2 separate regions of the Homo sapiens genome follow, and region 1 is linked to region 2. Evidence: chromatin loops called from intact Hi-C (ENCODE). Cell type or tissue: GM12878. All regions are shown on one strand. Region 1 overlaps UNC79 (unc-79 subunit of NALCN channel complex). Region 2 overlaps UNC79 (unc-79 subunit of NALCN channel complex).

Evidence for each region. Peaks named below come from ENCODE experiments on the same cell type or tissue, not always from the same donor. Only the 100,000 strongest peaks of a DNase experiment are listed, where the experiment ranks them.
Region 1: it touches region 2 in a loop (2.6-fold over the local background); 3 of 110 quality-filtered maps call a loop at or near these places.

What each region holds. Positions count from the first base shown.
Region 1 is chr14:93,617,059-93,622,058 of GRCh38, forward strand. UNC79 (unc-79 subunit of NALCN channel complex) reads left to right here. Exons shown (of 52, transcript NM_001395159.1): 29 at 64-246; 30 at 1,134-1,296; 31 at 3,834-3,983; 32 at 4,563-5,000. Among named protein-coding and RNA genes, the nearest start is that of PRIMA1, 170 kb to the right of the region's middle. In GM12878, a CTCF peak has its summit at 2,327 (motif pointing left); a DNase peak (open chromatin) is centred at 2,303.
Region 2 is chr14:93,546,128-93,551,127 of GRCh38, forward strand. The region is part of intron 14 of UNC79 (unc-79 subunit of NALCN channel complex); the gene reads left to right. Among named protein-coding and RNA genes, the nearest start is that of UNC79, 120 kb to the left of the region's middle. In GM12878, no CTCF peak of the experiment used is centred here; a DNase peak (open chromatin) is centred at 2,124; H3K27ac peaks cover 963 bases.

The sequences.
Region 1 (5,000 bases), 71 kb after region 2:
CCTTTTGACCTCTGAGTGTTCTTTGTAGTTTTCCATCAGTTATTAATATTTTTTCTATTTCAGGTTATGGACTATAACATTAACTTGGGAAAACACCTTCTCCCCTTAGTGGTTCAGGTGCTCAAATACTGCTCTTGTCCTCAACTCCGGCATTATTTCCAACAGCCGCCTCGTTGCTCCCTCTGGTCCCTAAAGCCTCACATCCGGCAGATGTGGTTGAAGGCCTTGCTTGTCATCCTTTACAAGGTGAGCTGGGTGGTCACTGCTGTTTTGGATGCAATGGTTCTCTTAGAGAGCATATAGCATTAGGAGAACACCTGAGTCTTTAGTTGAAAATTTTGTAGAAGTTTGACCTTCAGAAGGAAGATCAGGATATGCAATTACTGTTAAGAACCAAAGAGCTATTGAAATGAAAATAGAAATGGGAGGCCCTGTTAATATATGCTCTAAAAATGTTTAAAACAAAGAATGATAAATGGTAGGCTACTGATCAAGAACCTCTGTTTATACTCAGTCTTGTATTTTGTCTAAGTATTATTATTTCAGAAAACAAAAGATATCTGAAATTGTATTCATCCACTAAAGGTTTATGCCAGATAATTTTCTTGAAAAGAAATGTAACTATGAACTGGCATGCATTGCTGTCAGTGGTTTGGTGAAGGAGGAAATGAATATGGTCCCTTGTAAAAATAAGGCCATGGGGGAGGGCGTGGTGGCTCACTGCTGTAATCCCAGCACTTATGGGAGGCCGAGGTGGGTAGGTTGCCTGACTCCGGGAGTTCGAGCCCAGCCTGAGCAACATGGTGAAATCCCATCTCTACAAAAAATTAGCCAAGCATGGTTGCACGTGCCTGGTCCCACCTACTTGGGAGGCTGAGGTGGGAGGATCACCTGAGCCCGGTAGGCTGCTATGATCACGCCACAGCACTCCAACCTGGGTGACAGAGTGAGACCCTGTCTCTAACTAAACAAATAAATAAGGCCATGAGCAGAATTTGTTTCTACTTCTCTCTCTCTCTCATATATATATTTATCCCCAAGAGATACTGCAAAAAGTATCCAGCAAGATCAGGTGGAAAAGCTTACCCTCTAAAATAACCATTTATCTTTTTCTCTCTCGTTTCATTGGGCAGTATCCATACCGAGACTGTGATATCAGCAAGATCCTGCTGCATCTGATTCACATAACAGTCAATACACTCAATGCGCAGTATCATAGCTGCAAGCCCCATGCCACGGCAGGACCTTTGTACAGTGACAACAGTAACATAAGCAGATACAGCGAAAAAGAAAAAGGTACATATCTAAATTCTATCCCAAACCTAGCTTCAATACATAATAGATTTCTGGACAATGTTTTCTTAGGAGATAGAAGAGTGTTCCCAGATATCATTCTGGAGTAAAAAAAAAAATCACTTTCTTAATTTTCCAACTTTCCATGAATGTTGCTGCTTTAACTTTGAAATTGAGCATTCAAGAGGAATAAATGATGTGCTTCCAAAGCCTGTATCATAAGAAATAATATTTTGTAAGATATTTTCTGCTGTTTGAATCAGGAGCCTTTGTAAGCCTTTTCTTACGTGTTAGAAGCATCTCGTTTTTGGGCTATAAAATAAGTCTTGGTTGGCACACAGTGGAGCCATTCTTTGTAGGTCTCTAGTTTGCCCTGGTCTTTGCGCTCATAGAGTTTCAATGGAGTCTAAGTTTGCTGAAGTGCTTTTTCCTAGACTTTTAATTTAATACAAAGTGATTCAAGGCAAGGGAAATGAAACATTTTTGCTGCATAGGTGTAAGCTATCTCCATTATCAACACTTTTTCTATTGCTACCTTTTTCTAAAAGGGGCAGTAGAATGCAACTTTAGCTAGGGTAAAATTGCAGCCTGTTTTCAGGTGAGACACGAAGAACCAGGGTGTATATTTTTAGTTTTTAGTGTAAGTCACGGCTGACTAGATTTTAAATTGACATCATTTAATCTAGTCTTTGGAAAAAACCAAGTGTCCACTGACCCTTTATGAGGTTAGTAGAGTCTGTTTTAGTAGGACTGCTCTGGAGATACCTCAAAAGTATAAATTGTACCAGTGTTCCTGTTTGTTATTGCTGAAAGTTCCAAAAATCTAGTTTGGCTACAGACGGAACTCGAGAACTAGGTTCTTTAAGTTCTGGTACCATTCAGATCCCTCCTAAAGAATATCTTGTCTACCAGTTTAGGGTTTAGTCTCTGGCAAATTGGGGAGATCTGTTAAGCTATGGATGTTTTCAGCGTGGGCTTAGTGTTTGGGCCAAACCCTGATGAACCTTTCTGGATGGGAGGCGCCATCTTGTGGTCTTTCAGTCTTGAGTGTTCAATGCATTTTGAAAATTGTTTCAAAGTTATGTAATGCAAGTCACGTAACTATTGGTTGGAAAAACTGCATTTTTCAAAGGATATTTTTCCAAAAAGGAAATAGAGAAGTAAAACAGATTATTGTGTTGCGTTTCCCCAGAAACATGGGAATTTGATAGGCATTCCCATCTTTGTGGAAGTTCACTGGGTTTAAAAACAAATTCATTTTGATTAACATTTATTTTTATTTAATTAAAAAGTTTAGTATGGTTATTTCATCTAAAATTTACTACTTCAAGTTTCATTTACTTGTAGAATTTTGTGCATTAGAACAGGGTCAGTCCTTAAAACTTGATGTATATACTGCCCTTATGCTAAAAAAAACCTTGAATAATCATAATCGCACCTGAGCCTCATTTGTCATATAGGTAGATGTAAATACAGGCCAAACATTATGAGTTCAGTGATATTCAACTTGAATAGTAGGTAAACTCATTATGATGCTATTAAATGCATTTTAGTAGCCTTTTCTGTTGCCACTTTGTACGTGGCTTTGGCCTTTCAAAAGGACGAAAGAAGAAAATTGGTTAAGTAAACTTTATGGGTTGCAACATATGAACTCTTTCCTCATTAACATATTTTGGGGTTTATCTTGGATTTAAAAATGGCCACATGGGTGTAGAAGGGAGGACGTAGAAACAAGTTCAACAGGCACTCAAAGTGACCGGTTTGTTTATGTAGGATTAGGGATCATAAGTGTCAAAGATTCTTTCTGGGATTCATGAGATCCGTAATAGTTACACGTGGTAAGCGCCTCAGAGAAGAGTCTTACTTTAATAGGAGGAAATGTTATTTTCTGTTTTCTTTTTCCTTTGTTTACTCTTTCAGTCCATAATCATTCGTGGAGCTTTTGAGATGACAAGTGGCTTTTCTAAGCTTTTTCTGTGTGTTGCGTGTCTCATTATCAAATGTAGAGTACAGTATTTTGCATTCACACCGTATAAGGTGCATGTACTGTTAGGCTGTGTCTATGCCAGTTACCAAATCCCATAAAGGCAGATTTTTTTTTCTTTTTTGGAAAGCCCAAGATCCACTCATTTTGTTTAATTTCCTTTCGCCAAATCAGCCTGAAAATCCACGCAAAGCAGACAAGTCCAAGCAGTGTCACAGGCTCCTGGAAAAAGTAGCTGACATCTATGTGTCATCTGGTGTTAAGCACACTGGAAAAGTTTCCCAAAAAGGCGCTATTGGACTCTCAAGAAGCCTCTCCTTAAAAATGCTGCCAATTGTCATGTGAAAAGTGATGGGCAATCTTGTAACAGCTTGCTCTGTCCAATAGATGGAGAATTTGATGCCTGGATGAAATACCAACCCATGGCTAGACTTGGGCTGGTGCAGAAACTAACCCAGACCTTGTTCCATAATGCTTTCATTGAAATGCTTGTGTAGACACAGCCTAAGAGAGAATAACCTCTTAAGTGTAATTTTGACTTTCTCTCCCCAATTAGAAGAAGATAGTGTTTTTGATGAATCTGATATTCATGATACACCTACTGGACCCTGCAATAAAGAGTCTCAAACTTTTTTTGCAAGATTGAAAAGAATAGGCGGCAGCAAAATGGTGAAATATCAGCCGGTTGAGATGAATGTTCAGAGAAGTATGAATTTTTTCTCTTAGTAATTTTATGCAGAAATGTTGTACTCTACCGTTTGTTTGGGGTGAAATCTTAATTTTATTATGTTACTACACATTTTAATACCGTTGATTTATATATATGTATGCACAAACAGTATATATATATACACATTTATATATATACGTGAATCGACAGATACATCATTAATGTCATGATCGTCTTTGAGAGCCATTGCTTGATTTGATTTGTTGCAAAATGTTTGCTTCTCTTCCACACGATTTGAATACAGTTTCCTAGATCTGCCTCAGCCAAAAAATGATCCCCTCTCCTATGCACAAATGAACAGAGCTGAGGAATTATCCCGAAGCCCGATTTTGGAAATCAGATCTTAAACTGCCATTTTGGTTTCTTTCATTCGTAAATTTTCCAGTTTTTGAAATTAGAACGAACCTTACAAAAACTTGGCCAGAAAGTTCGTTTTCCCTCCTGGTGGAGCTGGGATTGTGATGATGATTTATGCCAATTGTATGCCCAAGGATGAGGGGAAAAAATGGTGAAATCTCCAAGTAAAATAGTACTAGCTTTTTCTGTTTTGATCAGGTGAAATAGAACTGGCTGAATATAGAGAGACGGGTGCATTACAAGACAGCCTTCTCCACTGTGTGAGAGAAGAAAGCATTCCGAAAAAAAAGCTACGCTCTTTCAAACAAAAATCTCTTGATATAGGGAATGCAGACTCGCTTTTGTTTACATTAGACGAACATCGTAGGAAGTCGTGCATAGATCGGTGTGACATAGAGAAGCCTCCGACCCAAGCTGCGTATATCGCACAAAGACCAAACGACCCTGGACGTTCTAGACAGAACTCTGCTACGAGGCCTGACAATAGTGAAATCCCCGAGAACCCAGCTATGGAAGGGTTTCCAGATGCTCGAAGGCCTGTCATACCAGAGGTTAGGTTAAACTGTATGGAGACTTTCGAGGTGAAAGTTGACTCGCCGGTAAAGCCTGCTCCTAAAGAGGATTTAGATCTGATAG
Region 2 (5,000 bases):
ATAATTGGAGAAGCTGCATATCTTGTGACCTCTGGAATAACAGCTGGCAACCATTTATGTCTACACCTTAGCTGAATTCAGGCTCCTTTCCTCCTCATAGCCTTGTGGTCTCTTTAGAAAGGCATTTGAATTTTGGAGAAGGGCTACTATCATTTAAACTATAAGCTAAATATCTCCCAAAGCTAGTTTGGCAGTTTAAATGCTAAAGGCAAGAGGGGGGTTGGCTAGATCCGATCTCCTCCACTGTCATTATTTTCTCACTGTCATAATTTTTGCAAAGGTGGTTTCATAACCAAGTTTCCCAATTATGTCCTGTTAAAAGCAGAACAGATTGTTATTCAACTTATGCAAATAGCTATAATGCTATGAAAATAGGAATATTCAATAAGAGCTTCTGAATTCTGGAGGAATCAAGTAGAGAGAAAAAAGATATATTTCATGTTTGTTTACAAAGGTATAAATCTACCAAATTATTGTGAGTTATAGATAGCTTAGGAGAAAAGAGAAAGGGGTTCCTTGTATCTGAAAAACAGAACATTGATTGAAAAACTAGCAATGTTCTAAACAAAAAACGATACAAATTATAATCATTTATCATTCAGTCCTATGTAATTCAGTCTTGTTCTGCTTGATTGAGTTAGCAGTTAATGAACCCATTAGCTGCTCCACTAGAGTTCTGGCAATCCTTACTCATTCCAGTGGTATGATCTCAATTATTTAAGCAATGCCACCAGAAGCCTGTACCCCAGGGTACCTGTCATAGTCCTTTCCATGGATCTCAGAGACAATCTGTTTATGTTGAAAATAAGCATTTTTGCTAGTAGCTGATTGCAAGAGTTTTCAGAGAAACATCAGATAACAATTACTATCTGAATGACAAAAGGCTTAAAATAGTCATAGTTAAAGATCTGCTGAAAGTTCACTGTGACACAGTTGACAAGGCAGTTTTGTTGTTTCTGTAGCATGAAACATTAAAATAATAACAAAATGATAACTGATAATATTTTGTCATTGTTGTCTACCATCAGACAAAGAAGCATAAAGATGTATCATGCCAGCAAGGGCATTGACAAATTTCTAGGAACTTTATATAATTCCCGAAATATTTGTATTCATAACATTTACCTATACAAATGTAACCTAAGGACAGTTAAACATCTCTTTTTATTTGACAACGCTTTCCATAGACTTCAACTTATCAAATAAACCTAATTAGTTTAATGTATCTTTTTATAGGTAAGAACAAATCCTTTGAGATTTTCAAGCGTCCCTCTGGGAAATTTCAGGTCAGTTCAAGACCAGGATTTTATTTAGGATTTGGCTTTGGAAAGGCAAAATATCAAAAGTTATCAGAAATGTCAAAAGATTTGAGTACTTGATTAACCAACATTACAGGTCACTGTGAAACAATTCTTAGTTATTTATTTAACCTATATGACACTAAGAGATTTCAAAAGTAAATATAGGGAGCAACACAATTGTAAGAAACAAAAAGAGAAACAAAACTTAGCTCTTTTAATATTTAGAAGACTTGGTTCTCTTAAATAGTCTAGGACATGATAAAGACAAAAAGCACAGGAAGGCCAGGAGTAGTGGCTCATGCCTGTAATCCCAGCACTTTGGGAGACCGAGGTTGGAGAATCACTTGAGCCCAAGAGTTTGAGATCAGCCTGGGCAACCTAGGGAGACCTTGTCTCTACAAAAAATAAAAAAAAAATTATCCTGGCATGTTGGCTCGCACCTGTAGTCCCAGATACTTGGGAGGCTGAGGTGAGAGGATCACTGGGAGGTTGAGACTGCAGTGAGCCATGATCACGCACTTGCACTCCAGCCTGGGTGACAGAGTGAGACCCTGTCTCAAAAAAACAAACAACAAAAAATCAAAAACAAAAACAAAAACAAAAAAAACACAGGAAATTATTCTGATAAGACACAGAGTCTTTGTTTCTGTCTTAGTTTCTTCAGTTTGTTTGGGCTGCAAAAAAATACCATAGACTGGGTAGCTTATAAACAACAAATTTCTCACAGTTGTGGAGGCTGGAAAGTCCCAGATCAAGGCAGATTTAGTGTCTGGTGAGGGCCTACGTTCTGGTTCATAGATAGTGCTTTCTGGCAGTGTCCTTATGTGGTGGAAGGGGCAAGGTAGCTCTCTGAGGTCCCTTTTACAAGGGCGTTCATTCATAAAGGCTCTGTTCTCATGATCTAGTCACCTCCCAATAGGCCCCACCTTCTAACATCATCACATTGGTGATTAGGTTTCACCCTAAGAACTTTGCGGGGACACAAATATTCAGACTGTGGTAGTTTCCTAGGCAGATTTTTCAAAAGGTAAAGAAAAACCTTTTACAACCTCTTATTAAGAACAGAAATAAGATAATCTAAAAAATGTTGTTTTTTTAAGAGAGAGAAAATGAAACTCTGGTTTTGCATCAGTACACTGTTAATATTAAAGCTCATTTAAAAACCTCACAGTAAATCTACTCAATCTTAGCCAACATGACCACACAAGATAAAATTCTCTTTCTCTGTCTTCCCCATACTTCCCTTTCAGGTTTTGGTCCTTTCCTCTTCCTCATTCAGGAATAATGAGTAAACAGCTCCTTTAGGAAAGAATTGCTCTTTTTCCTGTAACAAAACCACATTCTACATTACTTGAATACTTTGCACACAGAGGTTTTTCCTTCATCCTGATTATGTCTAGTAGTTCAATTTACATATGATTGATTATAATTTTCAACTCTTATTATCCTTTATTTTCCAGAGAAAACTATTAGACAACTGTGAATTGCCTATTGTATATCAGCATTTTTTGGCATTTTAGCAAATTTTGTGAATATACAATCTCACAATTTCTAGATGCAAATTCTTCTTAGTATGATTCCCCAATGTGGCAAAAAGAACATCCTTTTTAACAAACCCAAATGTCTTTAGCATTTGTAAAAAATAAGAAGCTAAAAGCAGATAAACTTATGATCAGCAATTAATGTGTTAATATTTTATCCTACTTAGAAGTGATCTAGATTTTCAGTGAATACCTGCCATTTAATTTAACTTAGTATACCGTTAAGGTTTCAAGTTACCAAAAAGATTCTGAAAACTACATCTAAGCAGAAACATTATAAAACACAATTACTGTTGCTATAAACTTTGTCAGAATAATGATTCTGTTTAATTAAAATCAAATCTGTATATTCTATAATTTTAAACATTGGTAAATATATTAGTTTATTTGAGTAGTAAGCCCAGGTAGAAGCAAAACGTGTGCTCAGCATGGTACTCAATGCTGATAACTCTGAAAACACAGCTGTTTTTATTAAACCAACAATATTATACTTGTCTCATTTACAGATTTACTGAAATCACGTACACCTGAAAGCATTTGGGTTAGTTCCTATATTTCTGAGAGTTTTAGGAATATTTAATTTATATATGTTAAAATAAAAACCTTAGACAAATTATATTTAACAGAGATTAATTGAGCAAAGAACAACTCACAAGTCAGGCAGCCTCTGAACCAGAATAGATTCAGAAAGGCTCCAGCATAGCCATGTGGTGGAAAAAAAAGACAGGAAAAGAAATGTACAGGAAATGGAAATGAGGTACAGAAACAGCCAGATTGGTTACATCCTGATGTTTGCCTTATTAACAGTTGGCTGCCTTTGATTGGCCAAAAGTCAGTGATTGGCACAAGAGTAGGTTACAATCTGTTTATACATGCAGCTAGGTTACAGTTCACTATGTATATGTAGAAACTGTTGGGCCAAACTTAGAATATGTAAGAAGACAGCTTTAGGCTAGACTTAATTTAACATGTAAGTGTATATGTTTTGCAACTGTCAATCTGAATTAATCAAAAGGATCAGAAACCAGTTTTAAAGCATGTATTTAAGCAAAAAGCTGGAAATGGCCATTCAGCAAACATGGACTTCAGAGAAACGGGGTCAGTGCTCTGCAGTTAAAAGTGAAGGCCTTGCTTATATAGGCAGAAAACAAAGAAATTTAGCAGGATTATAACATTTTCTACACAAGGTTGGTTTATAAATTGCAACAATTTAGTTAGTTACAGTTTGTTTTCATTTCCATACAGCTAGTTTTCGTTGCCTTTCCAATTTAAAAGAGTATGTTTAACATTTCATCCTAGACAATATGATAGTCATGAAGTCTCTGTGAGAGAGGAAAGAGGGAAGTTCTAGCCTGGCCAACATGGTGAAACCTCGTCTCTACTAAAAATACAAAAATTAGCTGGGCATGGTGGCATGTGCCTGTAATCTCAGCTACTTGGGAGGCTGAGGCAGGAGAATTGCTTGAACTCGGGAGGCGGAGGTTGCAGTGAGCCAAGATCGCGGCTCTGCACTCCAGCCTGGGAGACAGAGCAAGACTCCGTATCAAAAAAAAAAAAAAAAAAAAAAAAAAAGAGGAAGGAGTCTTCCCTGGCTCAATTTAGTCATTTACTACATTTTACAAAATAATGTAAGTAAGAAAAAAGGCTAATCTGTAATTAGAAAAACAAGGTTACAGTTGCCTAGGTTGCAGCTGCCTGTTTACATGACTCAGGTCCCATAATCACATTCCCTTAAATATAAAGTTCCAACAGCTTCAATTTTGAGTTACTTGTTTCACAAAACCCATTTAGAATAGAGGTCTCTCAAGGAATTTTATAAAGCAATTTGGCAATATTTTCTGGAGATAAGAAGATACCACATACACATAATGTATATACATATGTTACAGACCACAGGCTCCTTGGCTCTCCATGTAATGGAAATTAATATGGGGCCAAGAGGACTTCCTAGATAAGGCTTTATTTTCAGGACTTGTTCTCAAGTGCAAGGCAGACAGTGGAGGCACAAGAATCCCCGAGCTGGTTCCCCAAAAAGAGCTGGTAGGATTTATTTTTTATTTTATTATTTATTTATTTATTTATTTTATTTTTTTAAATCGAGACGGAGTCTCGCTCTGTAGCCCAGGCTGGAGTGCAGTGGCGCAATCTCGGCTCACTG